2 separate regions of the Homo sapiens genome follow, and region 2 is linked to region 1. A link is a loop called in an ENCODE intact Hi-C map of the cell type or tissue named here. Cell type or tissue: mammary epithelial cell. All regions are shown on one strand. Each heading gives the region's core, and the rest is flanking DNA. Links, peaks and the distances in the headings are about the cores only. Region 1 overlaps LINC00973 (long intergenic non-protein coding RNA 973). Region 2 overlaps LINC00973 (long intergenic non-protein coding RNA 973).

Region 1 (15,891 bases), core at 2,770-10,769:
AGTGATGGTGAGCATTTTTTCATGTCAAGTACTCCACTTAGTGTCAATATTCAAACATTTTCCTAGAGAAGCATTAATGTGTTTGAATACTGTCCTCAGACCTTGCTGTGGGTATACATATATTTTATTTATTTGTTTTCTTTTTCCTTTCTTTTTATTCACTTTTTGTGGGGGGTGGGGAGGCAGATTCCTGGTGAAAACTGGAAAATGTACTAGACAAATTCTAAAAGATCTGTAACACTGTGGGTATATATTGAGACAGTATGTAAACAACAGGGCAGTCACACAGGGCCCTACACTTAACAATGACCCTGCACTTGGCTAAAAGCTCTGCTGTGGCATCATGAAATCCTTAATAATTTTTTAACAAGATGCCTTGCTTTCCCCACCCCCACCACAGAGCCCTGTAAATTATGTAGCTAGTCCTGAGTATAAGCACTACAGTACAGTAGTATAAGCACTACTCATAATATCCTCATGGTATCTAATATATCTACTACTATATAATACTATAATATTATAGTACTGTATAATATTATAATACTATAATATTATACTACTATATAATAAGTATACAGTAGTATACAGTAGTATAAGCACCACTCATAACTTTTCTGATTTTTCTAAAATCAGAGAAGTTACGAGCTCTGAAACACATCTGACCCTAGGGCTTTGGCTAAGGGACCTATGTTACTACACTACCAGTATTAATTCTATTGTTACTAACACCATGGATTGAGTGCCTCCTGTAGGCAAATGATTTCCTAAGGACTTTACAGGTGTTAGCTATAACCCTGTGAGGTACATATTATGTTATTCATTTTTTTTAATTTAGTAAAGTGAGGTTCTGAAAGTTACCCTAAAGTTTTAAGATCACCCAGCTAGTAAATGGCAGAGTTGGAATTCAAACTAAGGTCTGCCTGATTCTAGAACTTGTTTAATATTCTAGGAGGTAGGTGCTTTGGAAGTATTAGGATGAACCATGAAATTGCCAATATCCAATCATTTTACATAGAAAAATGGCGATTTCATGTGGCTCAACTTAATATGAATGACTACTTATAAAATATAATCTCCCTCTATTTCATTTATGGGTGTTTTTTAGTTTGAAACGATGACCAAACTAATCCTTTTGCTAAAATGTAAATAAAAGATTGCAGTGAAGTCAGAAGAAAAATTTATGTAGTTCAATTTAAAACAAGTTGCATGTCTCATCCTGTCTCACTAGAGATGACATCACTGCTCCTAAATAGGGAGGATGGATCACATGGGAGAACTTGTTTTTATTGTGATCAGCTGCAGGCGATCAGCAATATGACCTCATCTGCAGCTGAGGGGATTTGACCTTTGCCCCTTTAGGTATGTGAAGCAGAAAAAAATCCTTCACAGGCTGAGGAATGCAAAGCAGACAAGCATCTTCAGCCAGCAGAGTTTATCAAGCATGTGTTCAGTGCAAATGCTCAGACTTGGACATGATGCAAAAGCAATTAAGAGAAAGAACAGTGAGTAGCCTGGGAGTTGGGTGGGTCCCTTGGTGTTTCTCAGTAATACTAGAAAAATATGTTTTTCATTTTCGAATAATAAAAGATAAGAAAGGGGCCTTTAAAAAAAAATGCTTCTTGTGCTAAGTTACCATAAGCAGATGATAGAATTTAAGTTCTTATCATAACCAGTTTCCTGTGAGAATATCTTAGATGTAATCAAGTCAGATCTAACAACTGATCAATTTAACTGGCTAGTTTTAAAAACAAACTCTAAGTAAAACATGCTCTTCAGCTGTATTTTTAAATTGATGCAGTGAAAGTGACAGTTGGACAATAAAAGCCCAGGTTATCCACTCACAAATGTCTAGGAATGTGTGGAAAATTAACGAGATAAGTTGCTTATTGTGTATTCTTTCCTCGTCCTGTTTATATCTACTTAACTCCCAGACCGAAAAGCTCACAGTGTTACAGATTTCCTTCTGTTCAAAAACTCCTTATTAACCAGAAATTGCTTAATATTTTAGGGCTTTGACATGTATTATTTGATGTAGCACTCATGGGCACCATGATGAGGAGCTCTTAAATCAGCTTAAGAAAGGTGAACTACTAAGATCAAAAGAGTGTTCCTTTTTCCTGGTGAGTAATTGTTAATGAATATCTTCCAAATCAAACACCTTGCAAGAAGCAGAGTTTTTGTATTTTACTAGCAACAAATTGGAGAGATGGAAGCCCTCCAAAAGAGTTCTAGAATGCTGAAATATGAAACGTAAAAAAAATTTCATCCAGGTTAAAAAGGCAGTTTATTATTCTAATTTTCAGCTGCACAGTTACCCAACTTAAGCCAAGTCTTTTCACACTTCCTGAGTGATTTTTATCTTACCTACTGCTTCCCACTTCCCAAGTGGGAAGAAATCTCATTCCCTCCAACTGAGAATCTGAGAAGACCAATTGCTTTAAAAAATGTAAGAAAAATGGCTGATGATTTAGGCAGTTAGTAGTATAATTATTTCTTCTATTTTTATTGTTTTTGTGATACTAGAAGTAGTCATTTTCATGTTTATCCAATATCTTTGAGGTCCAAAGTGAGGTGTCAAATTTCACAAAAACTTTATATTTCAGCAATATTTTTGGTGGGTAGATTTTCAAAAAGTTTTGCTTGGTTATCACTCAGTGCACTCAGAAAAATAGTCATTTACAAAAGTAAACATCAAGAGATAGTGAAAAACTTGATGAAAGAAAAAGTATTATATCCTAATGTCTACCACTAGGTGAATGGATAAATAAATTGGGGTTTATCCATACAACAGAATTCTACTGAGTATCAAAATAACTGAACTATTGATACACTCAACAACAGGAATACATCTTGAAATAATTATACTGAGTGAAAAAAATTCCCTAAGACATTTTGTGTGACTCTTCCAGTTTATAAAATTCTTTTAAAATGCAAACTAATCTTTAGTGACAGAAAGCAAATGAGTGGTTGCTTGAGAACAAGGAGAAGAGGCAGGGAGGGACAAGTGGAAGGTATTACAAAGGGGCAAATGAAGCTTTTGCAGGTGATGAATATGTTCTTTATCTTCATTGCAGGTAATGAATATGTTTGTTATCTTCATTGTGGTGAAGTTTTTTAAGTGTATACATATATCCAAACATATTAAATTTTATACTTTGTGCAATTTAGTTTATTTCAGTTATATTGCAATACAGTTTTCAAATCTTTAAATAAAATTAGGCATGAAAAAAAGGTATTGTAATTTGCCTTAAGTCACAGGTCTAGGTCACGGAGGAACAAGGACTTGTAATTAGCTGTCTGAAACTAAAGTCAGCAAGGAGGAAGAAAAGATCATTCTTCCAAATGATAGGTTTGCCAGTTAGAGAGGACTCCTTGACTAAGGAGGTTGCCTACTGATTATGTGAAAGTCAAGAATGTTCCAAGAGGGAAGTCCTTTAGAGGAGTGTTACTAGTTTGGATGATTTAATGTGAGGGCCAGTCTTACATTTTGACCAGTTTTCTTTGCAGGGCATCTAAAAACATGATGACCTTGATTAATCAGAGAAAAATAAATATGATTTCATATTTATTTTGAAACTGGCTTTCCTCAACCAGTTTATGGGTACTTAGTAAGTCTTCAAGGATTATAAAATAAATAGGTACTTGGAATATCTTGAAAAATTCTGGGAGAATTCTTCACATTCTTCCGAACTACTGGAAAAAAAAAATACACCAGGATGATGATTCCTTAGACCAGGGTTTTTCGGCTGCAGCATTATTGACATTTGGAGTTGGATACTTCTTTGTTGTGGGTGACACCCTGTCCGTTATAGGATGTTTAGCAGCACTCTTGTCCTCTAACCACTAAATGCCCAGAGCACAGTCCTCTTAGTTCTGACAACCAAAAATGTCTCCAGACATTGCCAAAATGTCCCTTGGAGTACAAAACTACCCCTGATTGAGAACCACTGCATCAGAATCATTGTCATGTTTGAGAAAAATTCAGAAATTGTAAATAAGCAAACAACTAATTTAGAGAAGAAGGGTTGATATCATTACTAACAAAAGAGCTCTTACAAGCCGGTTAAAAACTATACTGCTAGAGAGAGAAACATAAAACAAATAATAACTTCTAATATTTCAAATTAGCTTGCCACTGGTAAAGAGCTTTAAAATTTACATTACTTCTAAGCTGGGTCCTCTTTGCTGCTTAGTGGGTTCGGCAAACATTCTCTAATTTTATTGCCTACCTTATACAGCATTTCAGCCTGTAGTTTCAGCTGATCATTTCTCAGCCAATATACATCTGGTAGCATTGGATCTTTCCTTAGCTTTCAAACAATAGTAGCCATTGTCTTTAAACAATGCTTATGGCCCATTATGAAGTGGCCAGTTGTAATAAATGTATCTCAAACGTTAGTACAGAAAAAGTGCATCACACTTGAAATCATCTTGTTTCCATCAATCAAATAAACTCAGTTTCCATTAATTAAATCAGATGCCATTCTGATTTAAACTAGGCAGCAAAAAACCCAGAACTAAAAGAAAAGCTCAATGATATAATCAAGCTATTTGAATGAGTATGAGTGGTTGTAATAATATTCTCATTCTGTGATTATAACTTATTTAAATATAAATATTTATTGTGTACATGTATACAATGTAAGCCACATTAAAACATTTGGGAAAGAATATAAGGGTGTAAATAATGAATAAATTAATTAATTCATGATCTTTTTTCTTAAAATGACAATAGGTAGAAGTTCTGATCCTAAGAAAAAGAAACAATGCAAATGTTTGGAGAAGACCTCTAAATCTGGATTCTTCAAAGTAAAATTTGTATGCAAGGCCATTGATAAAAGATACATTGTATATGTGATAATTTCAGACCCTTCCACAATGCAGAGAAAGGATTTATTTGCATGCTAATGTATGCCAAAGGATAAGTAATTCCTCCCCTTCTTCTCCTTCTACATACTGGTCACAAAGCTTAGATTCAATGTCAAATAAATTTGAAAGCTGGTACTCGAAGTCACTGCTGGGGAAGAGAAAAGCTTTATGCCTGTAGCTGGGCCCATGGACAAAGCCAAGGATTCAGTAAAGTACTGAGGCTTACATTCCAGCTGTGTAATCATCTCCCTCTGTGACCTCGGACAAATGATTATGCTTCCATTCTTATTTCTTCATCTGTAAAAAATGACAAGAAAAGTTTGGAAGGGGAGATCTCAGTGTTCATACTCAAACTATAGATCAAATTGTTATAATTAAAACCACAACATAACCCAGTTCTACAAACCTATAGCAGATGCCATAATATTATATCATTTGTCAGTAAAAATCTGCTTCTATTCCATCTGATACAGACACAAAGGTGATGTATTCTTTAACAGGCAAAATAAATCCCAGTAGAGAATACTACTGGCATTGTTCTTTCCTTGCATTCAGCTCATTAAAAACAGAATGATCGTGTGGGAACCTTGAAAAAATGACTGAATATACTAAGTGAAGCACTTCTTTAAGAGTACATAATTTTAATTTTAATCAAAATCCCAATTTTATTTTTAATATTAGCCTTCAGCAAGAATGTGAAAACACTAAACCAAGAAAATTTACTTTGTTTATTCCTTTAGTTTAATAAGAGCAAATTGTTTCTAGTCTTAGTTCTATGAACAACAAGGTATGTGACTTGGACAGATATGGCTAATTTATAGAAAAGAACATTGTATATAATCATTATGCATTTATATTTAAGAGCCTTTACAGTAATATTGAGGGTAACTATAACATCAAGTAAAAAATTATTTAGAAGAGTTTTTACATTTTTAATCACTTAGAAAAGTATTCACAGAATACTAAGTGAACAGACAAAAAAAAGAAGTAAAACTTATATGTATAATATAATATCAACTACCAAAAAATGCCAGCGGTAGTAGAAAAATCTACCAAAATGTTAGCAATAGTGGTCTTATTTAATGTGGTGAAATTGTAAATGATATTTTTCTCTTCTTTCAATTTTCCTCTTTATTATATTCTTTAACACCTATATATTATTTTATAATCAGAAAATAATAAACTATTCATGAAAGAAAATATAACTCCCAGGCAATGAGAACTTCAGCTTCCATCTGTTAATTTCTGCAAACAGTAGTACCCATTATTACTGAGAATGCTCAGAGAATCTTACACACCAATGACATTTCAGAATCAAAGGATTAGTTATATCCCATGCCATACAAAAAAAATTGATTCCCCAGTATTACTTACTTCCTCTACTCATTACTGCAGCCAGAGATCAGGGTTGACAGTGAGGGAATAATTGTCCTTGCCTCAGACCAGGAAGCCTTCAATTCCAGGGAAAGAGATAACAATGCGAAGGAGTAACACAGCTGGGGAATACCTTATTGATGAAGCCACAAAATAGCTTTCTAAATGACCAGAAGTCGTGCCTAGCAAATGTATCAGCAAATCTCTGTGGCTTCATTACCCAAACTTCTTCCTCTAGGAAACCACCTACTTCTCCCACAGAGGAGTCATGAGCAGTTAGTGTCAGCTCAGGAGCAGCCACAACTGTCCACATGCTCCCAAGAGCTTCTAGTGTCTTTCTAAAATATACACACAGCTCTTTCTGGGTATAAGTATGACTCATTTCTTCACTTATTCTATATTTATTGAGCACCAAGTATGTGTCAAGCCCAGGAGACAAAAATATCTCCTCATTTAAAACAGGTAAGTCAAGCATTTTGAGGTTATAATTTGAAGTTTGCCTCAAGGTATTATAGAAAAAGTTTGCATTTTAGAGTCAGGTAGACTTGCGCTTGAACCCCAACAGGAAAATAATATTTATGGTTGAACTTGGATAATTTACTTAGCCTTTCTGAACTTTGATTAATATTCTATAATGGGGCTAGTCATACTAATATTATTTTAAATATCTGGTACATAATTGTGATTCTCAATAAATAATTTTACTTTGTTAGTAACATATTTATTAACAATTAAACATAAGAGAGGCATATTCTGGAAAAAATCATTACTACTTAAGAAGCATACAGAAAAATAGAATAATCAATACATATAATTAGAGCAGTATGTCCCTGAGGAACTTTGATGGAGAATAGCCCATTAGTCCCTCAATAATTTGAAATAAACTGAAATCTTTCTAGACATTTTAAATGTTTTATCTATTTCTGACAGAAGCACTAATTTTAACATAGAAGCTCTTCAAGTAAGTTGCTAACTGTAAAGTACCCTATTAAAACCACTCTTTCTGATCTACCCAAACTAAGGAAAAAAGAGAGAGAAACATACTGTTAAATTTTGGCTAAAGCCAAAGTCAAATGCTTTAGAAAAAAGGTAACCAGCTTCTCTACTTGGACCAGACTCATCAAGAAAACAAGTGAGAAAAGTCACTTTGTATCCTCATTCATTATTTTCTAGGTAGTGGGAAATAACAAAAGTGTTCCTGAATGAAAATAGAAGGGAAACGTTCTAAACAAGAGTGCCCAGGGTCAATCAAATGTGATCTTGTTTTGCTGAGAGGGAGGATATGTAGAGGAATCATGTGGGAATGAGGCTGAGGGAAAGGTGGGATGGCATTTGGAGAGGTTGTAGATTCCAACCTGAAATATTGGTATTAATGTCCTCATCATTTCATTTAAGATTTATAACATCTGCATGAACTAAGCATTTTGGAGTTGAGGAAACCAATTCCCATTAAGAGATCTGGCCAATGTCACACAGCAAGAAAGGGAAAGACAGGATTGAAACCCAATTTCCTGATTCCTAGGTCAGAGTTGACTGCATGCTTCCTAATAGACCCCTTAACAATGAACCAAACTCAAAATTTGGAAGACTGGAATAAGGAAATCTGCTAATATTGGTTACATTGTTTTATAACTTTATCCCATAGCATGTAAGGTGACAAATTTGTTTTGGCAGCATCCTTAGAATTCATGTGAACAATAGGTGTCAAGAAAGTATCATAATGAAATAGAGACAGAAATCACATATGGGTACTAATTATTTAAAAATCACTTAGAAGGTAAGTAAATCATCAAGATTTTCCTTTCTAGAGAAATGATCTAATAGAGGAAAAACATGTTTGTCTTTCCTCGGATGGTTTCCCACAATTTCAAAAGGATTGTTTTGCTTTTAACATATTTTCTCCCATGACATTCTTTGATCTTCAGATTAACTAAAATGTGTGAAGTCCCTGTTTGCTGAGAGCAAAAGAGAACTACAACTGTTCATAACCCTTCCCCTGCTCTCTTCAAGCTATGATAGGATTCAGAGCAAGGAAATATCTGCCAAGACTTGAAAATGCCATCTCTATGTTCTTGCATATGCTGTTCCAGAAGAGGCAGGCCCTTACTCTTCCTGACCTCTACAACCTTCCTTTACCCATAAATAGAATTACTGGATCCCCATTTGCAGACTCCACCTCTTATACCCCATCTCTAAGACCAATTCTGACATTTGGCAGAAAAGATGTAAATCACGTTGATTCTCTATTCTAGCATTCATCATCCTGTGACTCTCGCTCCTAGACAGGTCTTGAACTTGTATCCCAGTCTCTAACTGTGAGCAATTAAAGGACAGCAACTATATCTTATTTTATTTTATGCCCTAGAATCTAATATATTGGTGGCTTACACATAGACAAAAATGTTTGCTGATTGACTGACTGACTGACTGACTGACTGACTGGTGGAATGGAGCTTCTGCCCTGTTGGTAAAACCCAGTTGACACCTGTTTGGTAACTCAATCCCTGTTCTACTCTCTGTTTAAGTTCTTGCTTTGGTTACCTTCTTAGTAGTCTAGCCCGTCTGGGATGTAGGACCATGTCTTACACCTGGAAATGTACTTCACAGGATATGATTCCTTTCCCTGAGCTCCTACTGATAAATTTTTGACAATGGTAGAATTTACCTTGCTTTTTGAATCTCCACATATCATTTCTCCCCAGCTTCACCACAGCCCTGACATACTGACTTGCTGTAATACTGCTTCACTCTGGGTAGGTTGTGTTTGTTTAGGCTATCACATTGGCGAGTATAATACATACTACTAGATGACTTCTGCTAGTCTATTTTTCTGGTGGTACATGGATCACTTGTTTTTATAAAAAGTAATTCACATCTTACCGCAGACTTACTTCATTAATCTATAAAATCTGTTACTATCCAAATTATATCACGGTTCCATGAAGTAATCTGTCAATTGCCAAAAAAAAGAGAGATGAGATAGGTAAAATAAATAAACTTATTGACCCACAGAGAATAATTAAGTCATTTTGAAACTCCTCATTGTCCTTAACAAAATAGGATGTGTATATTTGTGTGTGTTTGTGTGTCTATGTGTGTGTGTATTTAGTTTTTGTTTAAGTTAAGCAACTCTCTCTGACCTCTGTTTTCTTTCTATTGAAACAATAGGTCTGTAAACACATTACTGCAGATTGAAAGTTTTCATCTTAAGCTCCTGCTTCATCTTATTTCTCAAAGAGTTGAACAACCTAACAAGCTGAAGCAAATCATACTCTGGAGAGCTACATTATTTTAATTCACTAATGATTCCATTTTAAGGCATCTGGAGACCCAAGAGTCTTGTACATGACAATTAAAACCTCACAACCAAGACAACACCCCAACCAAAAAAAAAAAAACCTATGCCAGATCATGGTCTAAAAAAACCCACAAAGACTTAGAAAAGACCCCTCAAATTTGGAAAAATCAGAGGAGTTTGTTGTCTTCACAAAATAATTGATGGCATTGTCATCAGTTTTTCAAAATTATTTCTGAGCCACTAAGCAATGAGTTGTTGAAGAGCATTTTCACTTTGTAAGAGGAAGGATGACTCATGGTTTCAAAGACAACTTGGTGCCAAGTTGAGGCAGGGTGGTGATCCCATTTTATCTACCTCAATGCACTTAAACCTTAAACCGATTGTTTAAAAAATACGCTTAATTTTTCACAAAGATTCACATTAGCAGAGGGATCATGAGGTCATGTTTGTCCATCTAACACCACATCCTGCCTCCAGTAATGGCTAGAGAATTCCTCAGAGGAAAGAGTGATGTTCATTTCATAATATTTCTTGTTAGCAATGAGATGAAACACTTAAGTGAAAGTATTTTCTTTTAATATTTCTTCACTACATGAGAAAATATAAGATACTAAATTTAATATTCAAGGACAAAAAAGATATTAGGTCAATTTTCTTCAGTCCAACTCCAAGATCTAGTTAGGTCATTAAATGTTAGAACTGAGAAATTTTAATAATGACTTTGATTTAAAGTTCAGAGGAAGTAAACTTTTAAGTTCATATGCAATTATGGTAGAATATAATTATATTCAAATCGATCTCCATAGCTGATTTCCATAGAAAGTCACAAGAAGAATCAGGGAGAAGGGATGTAAGACCCCCTGGCCGGGCGCGGTGGCTCACGCCTGTAATCGCAGCACTTTGGGAGGCCGAGGCGGGTGAATCACGAGTCAGGAGATCGAGACCATCCTGGCTAACACTGTGAAACCCCGTCTCTACTAAAAAATAAAAAAAATTAGCCAGGCGTGGTGGCAGGCGCCTGTAGTCCCAGCTAGTCGGGAGGCTGAGGCAGGAGAATGGGGTGAACCCGGGAGGCGGAGCTTGAAGTGAGCCGAGACCGCGCCACTGCACTCCAGCCTGGGTGACAGAGCGAGACTCCGTCTCAAAAAAAAAAAAAAAAAAAAATGCCAACGTATAAAACCCCAAGTCAAACCACACACTTGACTCTCTCAAGTCACCCACTTAGTCCTCTTCCAAGTGTATTTTACTTCCTTTCATTCCTGCTCTAAAGCTTTTAAATAAATATTCACTCCTGCTCTAAGAAAATCATAAGAGGAGAAAAGTGAGTCCTATGAACTGAATATCTGTGTCCCCCACCAAAACTCATGTTGAACCCCTACCCCTCAATGTGATAATATTTGGAGGTGAGGCCTTTGGAAGGTAATTAGGTTTAGATGAGGTCTTGAAGGTGAGGCCCACATGATGAGATTATTTTCCTTATAAGAAGAGAGAGGGACAAGAGCTCACTCTATCTCTGCCATGTGAGGACACAGAAAGAAAGCAACTATCTGCATGCTAGGAAGTGGTCCTCACCAGAAGCCAACTACTTGGGCACCCTGATCTCGGACATCCAGCCTCCAGAACTGTGAGAAATTGTTCTTGTTTAAGCCAATAGTCTATGGTATTTTGTTATGGCAGCCCAGGCTGACTAAAACAACGGGTATAATTCAGTACTCAATTGACTACTTATAATTACCATAAGCCTTCCTTCTGGAGTAGATCAGATCTTTTTCTCAGAGGTGGGGAGGGGAAAAAGCCCATTTTGTTTTTTGTCTGTGAGTGCAAAGTGTCCAACGCTGGACTGAGTTTAGGGAAATATTCCAAAGCACTTAGTTTGGCTGCTTGTGACCCACAATGCACAGGAACTAAACAACCACAATCTATAATGCTTTGCCTCTGCACAGATTTTCCAACAGTATTGTATTATTATATATTGTTAAATACTTCGTATTAGTCATTCAGAGCAGCAGAATTTTTTTTTTTAAGTTCTGGAGTACACGTGCAGGATGTGCAAGTTTGCTACATAGGTAAACGTGTGCCATGGTGGTTTGCTGCACCTATCAACCCATCACTTAGGTATTAAGCCCAAGATGCATTAGCTATTTTTCCTAATGCACCCCTTCCCCTGATTCCACCCTCCCAACAGGCCCCAGTGTGTGCTATTCCCTTCCCTGTGTCCATGTGTTCTCATTGTTCAGTTACCACTTATAAGTGAGATTAAATGGTGTTTGGTTTTCTGCTCCTGCATTAGTTTGCTAAAGATAATGGATTCCAGCTCCATCCATGTCCCTGCAAAGAACATGATCTCATTCCCTTTTATGGCTGCATAGTATTCTGTGGCGTGTATGTACCACATTTTCTTTATCCAGTCTATCATTGATGGGCATTTGGGTTGATTCCATATCTTTGCTATTGTGAATAGTCCTGCAGTGAACATATGTGTCCATGTATCTTTGTAATAGAATGATTTCTATTCCCTTAGGTATATACCCAGTAATGGGATTGCTGGGTCAAATGGTATTTCAAGTTCTAGATCTTTGAGGAATCACCACACCATCTTCCACAATGGTTGAACTAATTTACACTCCCATCAACCCTGTAAAATTGTTCCTATTTCTCCACAGCCTCACCAGCATCTGTGGTTTCTTGACTTTTTAATAATCACCATTCTGAATGGTGTGAGATGGTATCTCATTGTGGTTTTAATTTGCATTTCTCTAATGATAGTGATGTTGAACTTTTCTTCATATGTTTGTTGGGAGCATGAATGTCTTCTTTTGAGAAGTGCCTGTTCATGTCCTTTGCCTGGTTTTTAATGGGGTTGGTTTTTTTTTTCTTGTAAATTTGTTTAAGTTCCTTGTAGATTCTGGATATTAGACCTTTGTCAGATGGATAGATTGCAAAAATCTTCTCCCACTCTGTAGGTTGCCTGTTCTCTCTGATGATAGTTTCTTTTGCTGTGCAGAGAAGCTCTTTAGTTTAATTAGAACCCATTTGTCAATTTTTGCTTTGATTGCAATTGCTTTTGGCAATGTCATCATGATATCTTTGCCCATGCCTATGTCCTTAATGGTATTGCCTAGATTTTCTTCTAGGGTTTTTATAGTTTTGGGTTTTATATGTAAGTCTTTAATCCATCTTGAGTTAATTTTTGTATAAGGTGTAAGGAAGGGGTCCAGTTTCAATTTTCTGCATATGGCTAGCCAGTTCTCCCAGAACCATTTGTTAAATAGAAAATCCTTTCCTCATTGCTTGTTTTTAGCAGAATTTTTAAATTATATTTAATGTGATTGATTCTTGGCCTTTGCCCTTGAAAACTGAGCTAACATTTACACTGGCTTCCTATTTGTAATTATGAGATCAGAGGCAACTCACTAACAGATAGTTAGTAGTTCAGTCCCTCTCCAAAGAAGATGGTTTAAAGTGCTGAACAAACATGACACCAATATCTCTCAACTTCTATGGGAACAGGAAATGACTGGGTACCTAAAGGTTAGTTCTCTAAAGACAGAGAGAAAAAGGTGGGTCAAGGACTTCATTTTTTTCTGTATCCCATCCTTTTATTTGTTATTCCAAAAGAAAAGCCTGTAACAACTGGGAGAACAAATTAGGATAAGAGATGATTAAAAAGCTGAACTTAATTAAAAGAATGGACTTTTGAGAAAATAATAAAAGCACTGGTTTAATGACAGCAGAATAGTCACACGTATTGAGAAAGGGAATAGAAATCAAAAAAATGCATAAGATATAACAAAAAGGATAAGATTTATCCATAATAATAGTTAAATTAGTATACTTTGCTACATGCCATTTAGGTACTGCCATTTGAAATCCTCAGAATAACCTCCAGAGGTAGATGCTATGGTTTAAATGTGTTTCCTCCAAAATTCAGGTGTTGCCAATGTGACAATATTAGAAGGTGGAGCCTAAACCTTAAACAGGTGCTTTAAGATTAGGCCATGAGGGCTCCTTCCTTGTGAATGGGATTAGGTGCCCTTATAAAACGCTCTGACTTGGGGAGTTCATCCTTCTATTAGCCTTCTGCCTTTCATCATGTGAGGACACAGCAAGAAGGCTCTCATCAAATGCCAGCACCTTGATCTTGGACTTCCCTGCTTCTAAAACTGTGAGAAATACATTTCTGTTCTTATTAATTAACCAGTTCTTGACCAGATCTTGGGCAAGTTACATAACCTCTCTGAGCCTCATCTTTCTCCATGGTAAAATAAAGATGTCAGTAATTTCTATACCAAGGGATTATTTTGAGGATTAAGTGGGCTGCTTTTGCTAAAGTGTTTAAAATGGTGACTAGTCCATAATAAGTATTAAAATGTTTTAGTTAATTAAATTGTAAAAATCCACATAGGTTAAGGCAAAAAAGTTTAAAACTTCAGTATGAATTGACTACTTATTGCTTTACAATCAATATTGACATTACATGTAGCCCATATTTGCCAACTGCTAATTATTTTGTAAAAAAGTCAACCTAGGCCGGGCGCGGTGGCTCACGCCTGTAATCCCAGAACTTTGGGAGGCCAAGACAGGTGGATCACGAGGTCAGAAGATCGAGACCATCCTGGCTAACACGGTGAAACCCCATCTCTACTAAAAATACAAAAAATTAGCCGGGCGTGGTGGCGGGCGCCTGTAGTCCCAGCTACTCGGGAGGCTGAGGCAGGAGAATGGTGTGAACCCAGGAGGCGGAGCTTGCAGTGAGCTGAGATCTAGCCACTGCACTCCAGCCTGGGCGACAGAGCGAGACTCCATCTCAAAAAAAAAAAAAAGTCAACCTAATCCTTAAAAAAAAAAAAAAAAACTGTTCTGTGAAAGAAATTAAATATGGCCCTTGGCACTCAGTCTTTTTGTTCCCCTTAACAGCACTTCCTTCTTTGCTACCTCTATTTTCAGCCTGGTTCTGCCTGCGTGGTGGTTCCCAGTACCTGCAGGCCTCCTTCATCATCCTACAGCTAAAAATGGCAGTGAAAAACTTATTACCCACATGTACAACTAAGTTTCAGAAGAATTCTCATTGGCCTAAATTGGGTCACATGATAATCCCTGAACCAATCACTGTGACCAGTGAACTGGATGTGTTGATTGGTCAAGCTCGGGTCACACAGACAAGGGGGAAGGAGAGTCCACCCCAGCCATACCACATAAACTGTGAAAGATTATATCTTAAGGAAAATGAAGGTGCTGTTATGAGAAGATGGAGTAACAAAGGCTAGAGACAAGACAATAAATCTTTGCTATAATGACGAATAATATTTTTGTGCCACAAAAAAAAATTTTACTGGGAAATAGAAAACTTCGTTTTCATACTTTGAAAGATAATGACAAACTGTCATTCCAAGGTTAAAAAACGCTAATAATTTTGTTCCTATGGAATTTTCCTTCTGCTAAACTATGTATTATAGTTTTCTTTCCTGTTAAGAAAAGATTCTTTTCATAAACAGAGCAGTTTTAATATGTATTTTTAAAATTTTTGTTTTGTTAACCATTTGCAGATCTTATTTGGAAATTACATTAACTTTGTTCCTTTTAGTTCTCTTATAAAGAAAAGTGAGATAATGAACACATACTCAAGGAAACAGAGAATGACGGACTTGTTGAAAGTGCAGTGAAACCAACCTCCCTCTCTCTCTCTCTCTGTGTGTGTGTGTGTGTGTGTGTGTGTTTAATATTTCCATGATGACTCCTGGGAAAGAACCTCTGGGATTTATATTCCCTTCCAATCCTTCCCTCCCCCAGAGTGAGATCATAGCTCATTCGGTCCTTTTGTGTTTTCTTTACATTGCCCTTCAAAACACATTTAATAATGCATCCAGAAAAACTAAAATTAGGGTAACTAGATGAAGAAAATTTATGTCAAAATTCATATTGGAGAACTGCTGCTTTTTATCTTCTTAAAATCAGAAGGAACCATGATCAAAAGCCACTTTTAATTTAATTTCTTAAAAATCTTAGTACATATACTTAATCAGAAGCCCAAATAAAAGTGATATCTGGAAACTCCCGATATTCTATTCTGTGGTTAATTTTGTCATGCTATGTTATCGGAATTTTTCTGTGCTCCTATAAAGTGCCACTCATCACATTTTAAAGTGTTTATCTTTTATGGTTGCTTACTTCATCCTTTTCCTAATTTGCTGAAATGATTTTTCTAAAGAATTACTTTAGATAAAATTTGGCATTTGCCTTACTCAAAAAATGTAGGCCATTTTATAAGCCATGGTGAATTCTTCACAGCACAAAACTGACATTACATATTAGCTTTGTGTAACGTTAACCTCAGGGACCATGAGATGTAC
Region 2 (15,891 bases), core at 5,008-13,007, 58 kb after region 1:
AGGAACACTTTTACACTGTTGATGGGAGTGTAAACTAATTCAACCATTGTGGAAGACTGTGTGGCGATTCCTCAGGGATCTGGAACTAGAAATACCATTTGACCCAGCCATCCCATTACTGGGTATATACCCAAAGATTATAAATTATGCTTCTATAAAGACACATGCACACGTGTGTTTATTGCGGCACTATTCACAATAGCAAAGACTTGGAACCAACCCAAATGTCCAACAATGATAGACTGGATTAAGAAAATGTGGCACATATACATCATGGAATACTATGCAGCCATAAAAAATGATGCGTTCATGTCCTTTGTAGGGACAAGGATGAAGCTGGAAACCATCATTCTCAGCAAACTATCGCAAGGACAAAAAACCAAACACCGCATGTTCTCACTCATAGGTGGGAATTGAACAATGAGAACACATGGACACAGGAAGGGGAACATCACACACTGGGGCCTGTTGTGGGATGGGGGAGGGAGGGGATAGCATTAGGAGATATACCTAATGTAAATGACAGGTTAATGGGTGCAGCACACCAACATGGCATATGTATACATATGTAACAAACCTGCACATTGTGCACATGTACCCTAGAACTTAAAGTATAATAAAAATATACAAAATAAAATAAAATTAAATTAAATTAAAAAACACTGCTTTAGTTGCATCCCAAAGATTTTGGTATGTTGTCTCTTTGTTCTTATTAGTTTCAAAGAACTTTTTGTTTTCTGCCTTAATTTCATTATTTACCCAAGAATCACTCAGGAGCAGGTTGTTCAATTTTCATGTAGTTGTGTGGTTTTAGAGAATTTCCTAATCTTGAATTCTAATTTGATTGCATGATGGTCTGAGAGACTGTTTATTATTATCTCAGTTATTTTGCATTTGCTGAGGAATGTTTTACTTCTGATTATGTTACCAATATGTTCACATTGGACAATATGGTCTCCATTATGTGGAGAGTTCTGTAGATATCTATCACATCCACTTGATCCAAAGCTGAGTTGAGGTTCTGAATACCTTTGTTAATTTTCTGTCTCAATGACCTAATATTGTCAGTGGAGTGTTAAATTCTCCTACTAGTATGGTGTTGGAGTCTAAGTCTCTTTGTAGGTCTCTAAGAACTTTCTTTATGAATCTGGGTGCTCCTGTATTGAGTCCGTTTAGGAGAGTCAGCTCTTCTTCTTGAATTGAACCCTTTTCCATTATGTAATGCCCTTCTTTGTCTTCTTTTAATCTTTGTTCGTTTAAAGTCTGTTCTGTCAGAAGGTAGTATTGCAACCCCTGCTTTTCTCTGTTTTCCATTTACTTGGTAAATTTTTCTCCATCCCTTTATTTTGAGCATATGTGTGCTTTGCATGTGAGATGGGTCTCTTGAAAACAGAATACCAATGGCATCTTGGCTCATTATCCAGCTTGCTATTTTGTGTCTTTTAATTGGGGCATTTAGCCCATTTACATTACATTTAGTATTGTTATGTGTGAATTTGATCCTGTCATCATGATGCTAGCTGGTTATTTTAAAGACTTGGTTATGTGGTTATTTTAAGGACTTGTTTATGTGGTTGCTTCATAGTGTCACTGGCTCATGTATTTCAGTGTGTTTTTGTAGTGGCTGGTAATGGTTTTTCCTTTCCATATTTAGTGCTTTCTTCAAGAGCTCTTGCAAGGCAGGCCCAGTGGTGACAAATTCCCTCAGCATTTGCTTGTCTGAAAAAAATCTTATTTCTCCTTTGCTTATGAACTATTGTTCAGCCAGATATGAAATTCTGGGTTGGAAATTATTTTCTTTAAGAATGTTGAATATTGCTTCCCAATCCTTTTGGCTTATAGGGTTTCCACTGAGAGTTCTGCTTTTAGTATGATGGGTTTCCCTTTGTAGGTGAACAGTCCTTTCTCTCTGGCTGTTCTTAATATTTTTTATTTCATTTCAACCTTGGAGAGTCTGATGGTTAGGTGTCTTGGGGTTGATCTTCTCATGGAGTATCTGACTGGGGTTCTCTGCATTTCCCAAAATTGAATGTTGCCCTGTCTTGCTAAATTGGGGAAGTTCTCTTGGATGATATCCTGAAGTATGTTTTCCAACTTGTTTTCATTTTCCCTGTCTCTTTCAGGTATCCCAATCAGCCATAGGTTCAGTCTCTTTACGTAATCCCATATTTCTCAGAGGTTTTGTTCATTCCTTTTAATTATTTTTTCTCTATTCTTGTCTGTCTATCTTATTTCAGAAAGATAACCTTCAAGCTCTGAGATTCTTTTCTCTGCTTGGTCTATTCTGCTATTGATGCTTATGATTGCATTATGAATTTCTTGTGTTGTGTTTTTCAGCTCCATCAGGTTGGTTATGTTTCTCTCTTAACTGGCTATTCTGGCTATCAGCTCCTGTAATGTTTTATCATGATTCTTAGCTTGTTTGCATTACATTATAACATGCTCCTTTAGCTTAGCAAAGTTTGTTATTACTCACTTTCTGAAGCTTACTTCTGTCAATTCAGCCATCTCAGCCTCAGTCCAGTTCTGTGCCCTTCCTGGAGAGGTGCTGCAATCATTTTGAGAAGAAGCACTCTGGTTTTTTGAGTTTTCAGCATTTTTGTGTTGATTATTTCTCATCTTTGTAGGCTTATCTACCTTCGATCTTTGAGGTTGCTAACATTTGAATAAGGTTTTCGTGGGTTTTTTTTTTTTTTTTTTTTTTTTTTTTGAGACGGAGTCTCGCTCTGTCGCCCAGGCTGGACTGCAGTGGCGCGATCTCGGCTCACTGCAAGCTCCGCCTCCCGGGTTCACGCCATTCTCCTGCCTCAGCCTCCCGAGTAGCTGGGACTACAGGCGCCCGCCACCACGCCCGGCTAATTTTTTGTATTTTTAGTAGAGACGGGGTTTCACTGTGTTAGCCAGGATGGTCTCGATCTCCTGACCTCATGATCCGCCCGCCTCGGCCTCCCAAAGTGCTGGGATTACAGGCGTGAGCCACCGCGCCCGGCCTTGTGGGTTTTTTTTTTAATGCTGTTGTTTTTTGTTTGTGTGTTTGTTTTTCTTTTATAATAACCCTCAGGCCATTCTATCATAGGTCTGCTGAAGTTTGCTGGGGGTCTGGTCCAGATCCCAGTTGCCTTGTTTTTTTCCCATACCTGGACTTATCACCAGTGAAGCCTTTAAAACAGCAAAGATAGTAGCAAGCTCCTTCCTGTGGAAGTTCCATCCCGGGGCGGTTCTGACCTGTTGCCAACCCACATGCATCAGGAGGTTGCTGGAGACCCCCATTGGGAGGGCTTACCCAGTCAGGAGGAACAGAATCAGTGACTTACCCAAAGAAGCAGTCTGACTGCTTTTTGGTAGAGCAGTTGTGCTGCACTCTGGGAGACCCTTCCTTGTCCAGACAGCCTGTATTCTCCACAGTCTGCATGCTGGAGCAGCTGAATCAACAGGACCACAGAGATGGTGGCAGCCCTTCCCCCAGGAACTCCATCCCAGGGAGAGATCAGAGTTTTATCTGTAGAACCCTGGCTGGAGTGGCTGAAGCCCCTGCAAGGAGATCCTGCCCAGTGAGGAGGAATGGATCGGGATCCCACTTGGCGGGCAGATCACGAGGTCAGGACATCGAGACCAAGGTGAAACCCTGTCTCTACTAAAAATACCAAAAAAATTAGCCGGCGCGGTGGCAGGCGCCTGTAGTCCCAGCTACTCGCAAAGCTGAGGCAGGAGAATGGCGTGAACCCGGGAGGCGGAGCTTGCAGTGAGCTGAGATCGCGCCTCCGCACTCTAGCCTGGGTGACAGAGCGAGACTCTGTCTCAAAAAAAAAGCAGTCTGGCCACAATCTGGAAAGGTAGCTGTGCTGCACTGCGGTGGACCCTTCCTCATCCAGACCATCTGTATTCTCCACAGCCAGCAGACTGAAACAACTAAGTGAACCGAACTGCAGAAATGGCAGCTGCCCCACCTCCTGAGGGCTTCCTCCCAGGGAAAGATCAGAGCTCTGTCCATAGAACTCTTGCTGGCATGGTTGAAGCCCCCACAGGGAGGTCCTGCCAGTAAGAAAGAATGGATTGGGGTCCCATTTAAAGAAGCAGTCTGGCTTTGCTCTGGCAAGGCAGCTGTACTGTGTTGTAAAGGACCCATCCTCATCTGATCATCTGTATTCTCCATAGCTGGCAGGCTGGAGTGGCTAAATCAACAGAATTGCAGAGATGGTGGTCACCCCTCCACACAGGACCTCAGACCCATCTCAGGCAGACTCCAACCCACTGCCATTGGCAGGTTGGGATTCCAAACCAGTGGGTCTTAACTTATGAGGTTCCGTGGGAGTGGGGCCCTCAGAAATAAGCTGCTTGGCTCCCTGGATTTAGCCCCCTTCCTAAGTATATGTATGGATGGATTTCGCACCTTGACAGGAATCCTGGGGTGGGAGAATGTAAAACTCCTGGGCCTCTGTCTATGCCTGAACAGCTGCTCTGCCGAGACTCCACACAGCTCTGTGTATCAGACCCAAGGCCCTGGTGGTGTGGGCTCATGAGGGAATCTCCTGATCCATGGATTGTAAAGGTCCATGGGAGAAGCATGGTTTCCCAGTCCAGGTTGCATAATCACCTACCACTTCCCTTGGCTGGGGTTGGGGGTTCCTCTCGGTGCCACTCCCAGTTGGGCCATTGTCCCACCAGCTCCCTAGTTTTCTTTGTTCTTTGTGGGTTGGATTGTTTGCCTGGTCAGTCCCAATGCAAGAACCTGGATATTTCAGTTGAAGGTGCTGAATTCACACTCCTCTTTGATCATTCCTCTCTGTGAATGCCACAGACCACACCTGCTTCTAATTGGCTATCTTGGCTCGATTGGCCTAATTTCTTTTACTCGTCTTATTGCAATAACTAGAACTTTTAGTACATTGTTGAATAGAAGAGTTGAGATTAAACGTTCTTACTTTTTTTCTGGAAAGCATTTCGTATTTCACAATTAAATATTAAATTAGGTTTGCCATTTTTATAGATGCCTTTTATCAGGTTAAGTATATTCCCTTATAGTCTGAGTTTGCTGAGTTTTTATAAAACTCATAAATATTGAAAATGAATTTTTTAAAATATAAAACTCATGAATGTGAATATTAAATTTTTCAAATGCTTTTGCTGTGTCAATTGTTATGATCATGTGGTTTTCCTTTTAGTCTCTAACATAATGAATTAAATTGATTTATTTTTAAACATTAAATCAACTTGGCATTCATGTAATTAACCTCACTCAGTTGTTGATCACGACTCTTTTACATATGGCTGAATTCAACTTACTAATATTTTATTGAGCATTGTGTATATGTTCATGTGGAATATTGCTGCATAGTTTACTTTTTTTCTTGTAATGCCTTTGCCAGATTTTGGCATCAAATTAGTGCTGATCACATAAAATGAATTGGAAAGTGTTCTCTCTTCTATTTTCTGGAAGAGGTTTTATAGAATTATTATTAGTTATCCTTTAAAAGCCTGGAAGCATTCACCAGTGCAACTGTCTGTGCCTGGAGGGTTTTTTGGGGGGAAGGAGAAGGTTAAATTATAAATACAAATTCTTTAATAGTTATGGAGTTATTCAGATTATATATTTCATATTGAGTTCTGGTAGTTTGCGCTTTTTGAGGCATTTATTCATTTCAACAAACTGTCAAGTTTACATGTAGAATTGTTTGTAATATTTACTTACTATTCTTATGATGTCTAAAAGGTCTATAATCACACACCCTGTTTCATTCCTAATATGAGTAATTTAAATTTTCTCTTTTTAAATGTTTTTAGTCTTTTAGAAGTATATCAATTTTGTTGACCTTTACAGCCAGTTTTTTGCTTCACTGATTTTCTCTATTGTTTTTCTGTTTTCAAGATTATTGATTCTGTCCTTATTTGTATTACTTCCATCTTCTGCTTGTCAGGGGAGTATCTAACTATTGTTTTTCCAGTTTCTTTAGATAGAAAGTTCAATTATTAATTTGAGAACTTTTATTTTCTAAAGTAAGCATTTGGTGCTATAAATTTCCCTCTCAGCACTGATTTCATGCATTCCATATATTTGGATATGTTGTATTTTTATTTTCATGGAACTCATTGTATTTTTTAAAGTGTCCTTTACGATGTAGCAGCATGGCAGACACTAGCTGCCAGGGCTGTTTGATTCACACTTATGACTTATATAAGAAATAAAATTATATAAAACGTCCTGGTAATTTTTCCTTGATAATAAGATTATGTTTACCTTAAAAATAGTATATTTTCTATAATTATTTTTACATAAGTGGAAATAAAAATGGGGAATATAAAACTTAAATGATGTTGACCCATATGAAATTATACTGTTTTACTTATTTAATACACAAAAGCATTAGTCCCCTGTGGTTCAATCTAATAATTCTTAGAATTTGATACATATGGTTCTCCTTTAAGTATTGCTTCTCAATATCTCATTTTAGGAATTGGGGTAACAAAGAAAGACAAAAATTTGTGGTGTATATCAGAGTCAGGACCAGATGAGGCCTTGTGAGTCTTCTAGATTAAAAAAATGAATTATTAGCTTAGCACAGTAGCTCACACCTGTAATCCCAGCACTTTGGGAGGCCAACGTGGGAGAACTGCTAGAGCTGAGGAGTTCAAGACCAGCCCGGCCAACACAGGGACATGCCCAAATCTACAAAAAATACAAAAATTATCCAGGCATGGTGGTGTACCCCTGTAGTCCCAGCTACATGGCAGGCTGAGGTAGGAAGACGGCTTGATCTCAGGAGGTCAAGGCTGCAGTGAGCCATGATCACACCACTCCACTTCAACCTAGATGACAGAATGAGACCCTGACTCAAAATTAAAAAAAAAAAATAAAAATAAAAAATAAATTCTTCCCTTTTTTTTTGAGATGGAGTCTCGCCATGTCGCTCAGGTGGGAGTGCATTTGTGCGATCTCGGCTCACTGTGACCTCTGCCTCCTGGGTTCAAGCAATTCTCCCTCAGCCTCCAGAGTAGCTGAGATTATAGATGCACATCACCATTCCCAGCTAATTTTTGTATTTTTAGTAGAGATGGGGTTTCCCCATGTTGGCCAGGCTGGTCTCAAACTCCTGACGTTAGGTGATCTGCCCGCCGTGGCCTCCCAAAGTGCTGGGATTACAGGCGTGAGCCACCATGGCCAGACAATAAATTCTTAAGACCAGGTTAAAGGAGGCAGATGCAGCCTTGACTAGGTAGTTCAAGTCTTCTAGAGTATCCAAGAGGTTATTTAGACACAAATATCAGAGCATGAAGATAATGCCAAAGATGAGGCCTCAGGTAAAGGCTACTCATTGCATCTCTAGTTACAGGCCATACTCTAGTATGTTCCAAAGAGGGTACCTTACAGAATCAGCTACATGAAAATCTGTTTTTGTGGCTCACAGCGTGACATTGGACAATGTTTTTAACTTTGTTTGTGAAGCAGAGATAATAATGCCTGATTTGTAGTATTGTTGCAGAGATCTAGCTATACAACACGTGGGAGGGCCTGGGATAAATTAGGCAATCAGTATATGTTAATTTCCTTCTTCCTTAGCCTCTAAGGAAATCGCTGCTCTGGAAGACCCTAGAGTTAGAGGAGTGGTGCATATTAATGGTTCAGGCATGGCCTTTCAATCACAGTGCTATGCTCAGACCTTGTATTAGTCTGTTCTCAAGCTGCTATGAAGAAATACCTGAGACTGGGAAATTCATAAAAGAAGGAGGTTGAATTAACTCTCAGTTCCACATGGCTAGGGAGGACTCAGGAAACTTACAATCACAGAAGGCACCTCTTCACAAGGCAGCAGCAGAGAGAATGAGAGCCGAGTGAAGGAAAGCCCCTTTTAAAACCATCAGATCTCGTGAGAACTCACTCAGTATCATGAGAACAGCCGGGGGAAAACCGCATCCGTGATTCAATTATCTCCACCTGATCCCACCCTTAAAACATGGGGATTATTACAATTCAAGGTGAGATTTGGGTAGGGACACAGAGCCAAACCATATCAGACCTCATTAGCCATATGACAAATGGCAAATTATGTAACTTCTTGATATTTCAGTTTTTCTTCTATGAAAGGATTTATCAGTACTGCCTATCTCCTAGGGTTGTTGAGAAGATTAAATCAGTCAATATATGTAATGCCTTTAGAACACTGCTCTGCAAATAGCAAGCACTATGTACATGCTATTTTATTAGTGGCATCGGAAAACTGATTCGGATCAACAACTTCATTTTGAAGGTAATCATGGAGTGGGGAGAGGCAGAAGTTGGATGAGGAAGAGAAGGAGGAGAGGAAAGGAGAAAGAAGAGGAGGGGCAGGTAGGAAGAGAAGAAGAAGGAGAAGAGGAGAGAAAGGAAGGCGGAAGATGAGTGGGGCATGAGGAGAAGGGGAGGAGGAGGAAGGGGGAGAAAGGAGATGTAAAAGAGAAGAAAGAGAAAAGAAAATACATATATTTAAAACAGCCCCTTTCTTTGTCTAAGAAGCTGGGAAGAATAGTACTAACACTGTGGCAGACAGGACACTTGCTACATCAAATATTTCTAGTAATGAAATCTTAAAGTTTCTTTTGTGTTTGTTTTGTTTTTTGAGTCAGGGTCTTGCTCTGTCACCCAGGCTGGAGTGCAGTGGTGCGATCTCAGCTCACTGCAGCCTCCACCTCCTGGACCTGGGTGATCTTCCCACCTCAGCTTCCTGAGTAGCTGGGACCACAGGCACATGCCACCACGCCCAGCTAATTTTTGTATTGTTTGTAGAGACAGGGTTTCGCCATGTTTCCCAGGCCAGTCTCAAACTCCTGGGCTCAAATAATCCTCTCACCATGGCCTCCCAAAGTGCTGGGATTACAGGCACGAACTGCCACACCTGGCCTCTGAGAATATTTTTATTGTTTGCTTTTGAAGGATAAAAGCAGGTAATAAGGAAAGTCCAGAGAAATTAACCAGTGAGAATATAGGTAAAATGGTGAGCAAAAAGAGAGAGGGAAGTTGCTATGCAGCAATGCTACAGTCATTGTGGATTTCATTTCAGAGAGGAGGAACTACAAGTGACAGATAATCACTTCATTTACTTTAGGTCTCTGAATACAAGATAATCCTTGATGCAAAAGTATCTTTGAGGAGCTTAGTGATTTTTCCCCTTAATGGATTGATGTCTTCATAGTACACATTGTAATAATTGGTTTTGCTTTATCTCCTAAATGTATGACCTTATGGCTTTCTTTTTAATAATTGTTGGCAGCTAGCTCTGCATGACAGCATTGAATACAAATATCACTGATGATGATGAATGGATTGAGGAATGCGGAATGCATTGTACTAAAAGGGTAAGACATTATGTCTATGTAATTGCTTCATCTCCGTTAGGATAGACAAAGTTCAAAGAAATGTGAACACAGATGACTCACAAGACATGTTCTTTAGGGTGACCCAGAACGCATTTCTCTGATTACATTAACCTTTTCTCCCTTCTGCACTTATCACAAGTGCACTTGCTGTACAGGGCATCTTGACAGGGTGCTCAGCCACTTAACTTTCCCACTTTTATTTATTGCAATATTTCCCCAAAGACAGCACTCAAAAACAGTAAAGTGGCAGGAAAACATTCATCTGAAATTGAGTTTCCAACATTTTTCCAAAATGCATATTAAGCAGTTTATATGTTTCATCATAAATATTATTCTTTCATATTTTGTTTGTAATATTGCCCGTCAGTATGTACTAATAAGAGTTTTGAAAAGCCTATACTAATTTGGTATTTTCTAGTTAACAACTGTGTGAGACACATTTTGGGGGGCCTAACCTATCTTTGTAAAGATTCTTAAAACAGTCTTGTTGGAATGGTATTCTAATTGATATAATTTTCCAACAAATAGGGTGTTCAACAAATCGTGATTCAAATACTTGAACCTTCTATTGCCTGAGAGCTCACTACTTAATGAGGTAGCCTTGACTATTGTCTTTGAACATTTTGAAGACTTTGAGTATTTAGATGATTGTTTCTGATCTTAAGATATTAACTCTGTAACCTCACAATCTATGCCTCTTCCTTATGATGATTCTTGGAATATCTGAAAGCTGGCATTACATGACCTCTTTGCCAAGCTTTTGTCTCCCGTCATGAGAAGTGGTCACTGGACTGAAGAAAATGTTGGCAAATGTCCTAGACCTCTTGAGCCTGACAAAATTCATCATGAACTCCGACACCAGACTTAAAGTATTCCAGCATAGTCCTATGGGTCAAAGTAGTTAGAGTATGATAAAATATTCACTTTCTGTCTCCTGAACCATAGTTTTTTTGGTCAGAAGACTGCTTCCTTCTTAGGAGCAGCTTACTTATCTGCTGTTCAAATCCAGATTACGACCAACTAAAAAGCCTTGTTCTTTTTTATACAGACCACTAAATAGTCACCCCCTTCCCACTGTCATTTTCTATCCCTTGTTTTAGGAAATCTAAAGAATCCATTCTATTAGATCATGCTAAAGGCCTTCAATACATAATGATTAAGAGCTTGTACTTTAGATCCAGTCTACTCGGGCTCAAAACTTAACTCTATCATTTCCTTGCTATGTGGCCTTGGGCAAGTGACTTGATGTCTCAATACACCATTCCTCATCTGTGAAATAAGAATCAAATGAACTAATTTATGCAAATCACATAGAAGAGTGGATATAGTGAGCACTAGACAAGTGTTTCCGGCTATTATTTTGTGTTCAGCTATTTCTCCCAGCATTGTATCTTCTGCAGACTAGAATACTATGCTGTCTATGCAGTAACCTGAGTGATTGATAAAAAGGCAAACAGTATAGTAGCAAGAACAGACTCACAGAATTCCTCCCAGGTTTCTCTTTGAGTTCCAAGAGTAGAGTAGACATTTGCCTAGCTTTCTGTCTGAAATGTTGGAAGAAGCACCTTCACATAGTCATAGTGGGGTCTATAGAGATAGCAGCACAGCAGATCTAGCCATGAGAGGGCTACAGATTATCCTCCTCATCCTCCCAAGTTGTTCATAACCTAAAGTGGTATAGAGAGCATTTGAAAGTACCTGTGGGTTCTGAGTGGGGTTTCGGGAGAGTCCTCTGGAGATAAAGCAAGATGATATGCCTATTTAGGGCTGTGCAGTCTGGACAAGGAATGCATGTCAGTAAGATCCAGGGTAGATAGTACACCACTAAAGTTTGGATTTGGATTTGTGTCTTTGCAGGTGGTAGAGGCAGGGGTAGAGCATGAGTTGGGTTGTTGTCCACACACCATACCGTTGCCAATGCAGCTGGAGCACTACAATCACCAATGGCAAACACCAAAACAGAAGGATCACTTCTAGATCAAAAGGCTAGCCAGTGGCACCATAGATCAAGACCTAAAAGCAGACATCTCCCTCCCCAGTGATGTCTTGAGACAGAGACCCTCTCAATTACATTTTTTGTATGCCTCAGCTTTTCTGAACTGTTGTGATTCCATAAAATGTATACACTGCATAACTAAAAACCTCACACATACACACTCTAACTTTCCCACTCTTCCTTCTTTTAAATGGTAGTGCTCTTTTATTCTCTTACCACTATGAAAGGGTTTGGGGCACTCCTACAACTACCTCAGAGAGAAAAGCTAGTTATTTAAGTACTGTAGATGAGGTAAAGTACACAAATACATCATATTATCTAGTTATGCTGAAATACTTTTTAAACCCTGATCAGTTCATTTAAGCATTCGCTAAGATGTCTCTTTTTTAATGCAGTGTAAACCATTGGCTTTCAAACTTTGGGGACTAATCGGATACGCTTGGTTGCAAGTGACATAAAACCTTATTCAAGCTTATTTAAATAAGAACATTTATTAGCTCACAGGAGAGGAAGCCCAGACATAGTCCAGGCTTCAGAACATTGTTGAACCAGTGGCTCAACAATGTCATGAAGATTCTAGTTCTTTTCCTCTCTTTGCTCTTACACCCACAGTGTCAGATTCCTCATCTCATATTGTAGGCTGGTTTCCAGGCTGGGCCAAATGCTTCCTCAGACATGTGCATTTGGAGGAAGGGCAGCTTTTCTCTCTCAAGGGTGAAGGGGAAAAGCTGGGTGATGGGTACATCAGGTTTATTCATCTATTCTTTCTGAATTTGAAGCAAATTTTGCAAAAGAGCATGGAGTTACCCTTAGATCAAGTATGCTCCCCCAAAACTGATATTAATTCTCAAAAATATATTGCTGACATACGATGTGCAAGCTATGAAATGAGTACTGGGGAGTTAACTACCAGAACCAGAAGAATCAGAAATCAGAAACTTGTTGAATCTGAAAAAAGCAATGGAACCTGTTCCCAGAAAATACAAATATGTACCAAATTTTGCACTCAATTTCAGGAGGCTCAAAAAGCCTCCTGAAGCACAATTAGAGCTCCCCCGGGAGTCTATGAACTTCAAGGCTATAAACCCAACAAGGCTATAAACTGACCCACGGGGCACAATAATTCTAACAGTATGCCTTTCTTTTCATTCTAGGTCCAGAAATTGCCACAAGTCTCTTTTTGAGTCTCAGAGAAGCAAGGCCATCATGTATAAGCCAGGTTGCTTTCTGATCTTAACTTGATAAATGAAATCAGCTGCTGATATCTCTTCAACAAGCCCTAGCTTCATTCTTTCTGCTTCCTATATTGCGTACTCTTCTTTCAGCTCTCCACACACTCCACAGACCTTGACATATACAGACCCATCCAGTTTTCAGGTCACACTGACCCTTCCTTTCTCTTTGCCTTAGGCTACTCCTTAGTTTCTGCAGTTTGCATCAAAATATTCCAGATTCTAAAGTGCAGATTTATTAAGTGTTTACTATGGAGTAGGGTTGGTAGTAGGTATTTTGCCTACATTAAATTGCTAAATGCTGACAACAAGTTCATAGGGAAAGGAATATTTATGTTGTTCTAAGATGAGGAAGTCATTCTACACAGACATTAGTTACCAAAGGGCAGAATTGGGATTTGAACCCAGGCCTTCCTGACTCTAGATTATAATGCTCTTTCCACAGCTTCACCACATCCCTAGACCTTCTGTCTTCCCCTTATTTAGTTCTGTGCATTACAAAAAAAGATACCAACTTCCCAAAGAAGCTTTTGTCAATTGCCTCTTAGCATTTTAAAAATTTCAGATCTCACATTAATATAAAGCCATGAAAATATCAACTTTTGATCTAGAGCTCATCCTTCAATTCACACTTGCCCTATGGGAGGGGAGTATTTCATCCTTTTTTAAAATTAATGCTCCTAAAAAGGGGAGTTTTTTGTTTCATCTCATTTTTTTTCTTTTCCTCTATTGCTCCTGGGAAGATCTTAATTTGACCCAATAACTGAAAATATTTTGGTATATGATTTTTAAGCAAAAGACACAATAGTTTTCTAACTTCTTTTTAGTTATCTAAACATTATCTGTTTTAGTGCTTCTTTGAAACACTCCTCTAGTTTTTCTAATCTTATTTATATAACTAGTCATCTTCTCCACATTCCAGTCAGGGGAGTAGAATCACAGACAGAAACAATCTTCTACAATGCTGAGATTGTGACAAGAGACAGAGCTCTTTTTTCAAAGCTGCTTGCTTACAGTAAATTTAATCATACTGCAGTTCTGTGATGTTAATAACAAAATCAAATACCTTCTCCTTGCATCAAAAAATAGCTTGGTATTTATTATATGTACACAAATAACTCCTAGCAAATTGGATATGGCTCACATGTATGTAGGAATGAAACAGCAAACTAACGCTTGAGTGTCTTCACAGTCCTGGGACTAGACCTTAATAGAATGACAAAGTTACAGAGAAAAGTGGGGCTTTGTAGATAGATAGAAAATGACTAGGGTAATATCAACATTATTTAGTAACTGGTATAGCACATGTCCTTATCAGATGCCAACCTCAGCCCCTGTGCAGGGGCCTAGAATCCTCCAACCATGCTACAGGTTGCCAGATTAGATGCTAGACAGTAAGGAGATCTGTAGAGTAGGAGCCACAGTGGTGAGGGCACACTTGGGGAAAACAGGACAATGACTATTTACTTACTGAATGAAAATATTCCAAAACTCTAGTATCTGCCCTTTATGGTATAAATCTACTGCATATCAGTTGTAAGAAAAAGGGTCAGAGATTAGATGACCCAAAGTCCCCAGAAAAGTCCCAGTTTATACTTGGTATTCCAGTGCTATTAGCAAGAGCTCCTTTTGAGACAATCACGTTTGCTTTTTGTGCCTTTATATTAGGATGACCATATATCTCAAAGTGTCTCTGATTGGACAATATATAGTCACCCTAATACAAGGATGAAAAGACAAAATACGATTCTCCCTGAATAAAAACTCATAGACAGGGGAAGACCTTGACATCCAGAAGAAAAAAAAATGGCAACACAGAGAAATTTTCCCTACTAATTCTTAACAAAGACTGTGGGTATATGAATGCCAGTGTTCAGTGTAATCTAGGGAGTCAAGGACACAGCTGAAGACAGCCCAAGATAACAGAGCTGCCAATGAATCCCATTGCCATGCTCTAGGAAAAGTAAGAGCCAGAGGAAAGACAGAAGACAAACACAGGGAAACTTGGCAAAGAGACTCTTCAGCCACAATAAGCAAAACAAAAGAAAACCCAAAGAATGGACAGGGCTGCCTTGTATGGCCATGGAGGTTGTGCACTACCCAGCAACAGAAATTTCATTCCCTCCATTAGACTATCACATGAATGCCATTCCCTAGAATTTAACAGTGCATTAGCATATGTGGCAGTCTCAAGACTAGCATTGTCTCAGCTCCCATGTGCCTGCACATTGACCTAATATTTTATATAAATTTTCCTTTAATTAAATTTCTTTTCTGAAACCCATCTGTCAATAATTCAGATGATATGTTCAGGATTTTTCTTCAGAGTTATGTGCAAACAATTCTATGGTATTAATTACTTGGTAACTTTGAAGAAGAGTAATCACTTCATCCCACAGTCAAAGAAAAAAGTAAGTCATAGACTGCATTTTCAAAATAAGGCAGATAAAGCAGTGAGCAAAGATTCATTAAGGATGCTTCCGCACTGTGGAACAATTCACAAAGTTCCTACACTTACCAGTTCACAGGCTGTATCACTTCCTTTGTATAATACTTTTTCATTTGACAAGGAGTGCAATTAAGGACCATTACATGTTATATAGTGGGCAAGGATAATCAAAGAGATTGCAGTTATTATGATCTTTATATCATTAAAACAGACATCTTTTAAGTCACCATGGAAAATAAAGATGTCCTAGTATATTCCAAACTCTTTCACAGAAAGTAGATACAAATAAAAAATTCACATTTACATTATACTCCCAAATTACAATGTCTTCAAGTTTTACCTTCCTTGCTGGAACTAAAAGGAGAAATAAATGTTTCTCTGACAGAAAGGTCAGAGATGGTTGAATTAAAATGCAAATGAGGAATCAAAGTGACCTAAATAATATTTTGACAGCTGTTGGGGGCTGAAAAAATTAATATAGTTTTCATGGTAGCTAGTAACTCCTAAGACAATACTTTGTATGTATCTACCTTCATGCCTTTGTCCATGTCATTTGCTTCTTTGATAGTGTCCTAAACTTTCAACTTACTAAAATCCTGTCCATTCTTCATGTCCTCCTCTATGAAGCTTTCCAGATCCTTCCAATAAAATGCAATATCTCCATCCATTACATCTATACCTATTTCATGGTATGCACTGGACTCTACTTTGTATTATATATATTTGGATGCTTATCTAATCATCTCTAATAAGTTTCTTCAAGGAAGAGTCATTACTTATTCATATTTATTTTCTACTATAGTATTGAAGACAATATGTTAGACATTTTAAAAATTGCTTAAGGTTTATTTAATTAAATTAGGGAA

The links. A loop is a pair of places that touch in the nucleus more often than their neighbours do. Peaks named below come from ENCODE experiments on the same cell type or tissue, not always from the same donor. Only the 100,000 strongest peaks of a DNase experiment are listed, where the experiment ranks them.
Region 2: it touches region 1 in a loop (4-fold over the local background); 8 of 110 quality-filtered maps call a loop at or near these places.

What each region holds. Positions count from the first base shown.
Region 1 is chr3:98,971,739-98,987,629 of GRCh38, reverse strand. It overlaps LINC00973 (long intergenic non-protein coding RNA 973), which reads right to left. Exons shown (of 3, transcript NR_186665.1): 2 at 5,096-5,166. LOC124906343 (U7 small nuclear RNA) reads right to left here and starts at 243; the gene lies at 181-243. In mammary epithelial cell, for the core only: no CTCF peak of the experiment used is centred there; DNase peaks (open chromatin) are centred at 6,469 and 9,879; H3K4me3 peaks cover 1,001 bases; H3K27ac peaks cover 4,867 bases.
Region 2 is chr3:98,916,426-98,932,316 of GRCh38, reverse strand. The region is part of intron 1 of LINC00973 (long intergenic non-protein coding RNA 973); the gene reads right to left. Among named protein-coding and RNA genes, the nearest start is that of LINC00973, 9.8 kb to the right of the region's middle. RefSeq lists a silencer at 3,560-3,751 and an enhancer at 9,178-9,472. In mammary epithelial cell, for the core only: no CTCF peak of the experiment used is centred there; a DNase peak (open chromatin) is centred at 9,326; H3K27ac peaks cover 1,102 bases.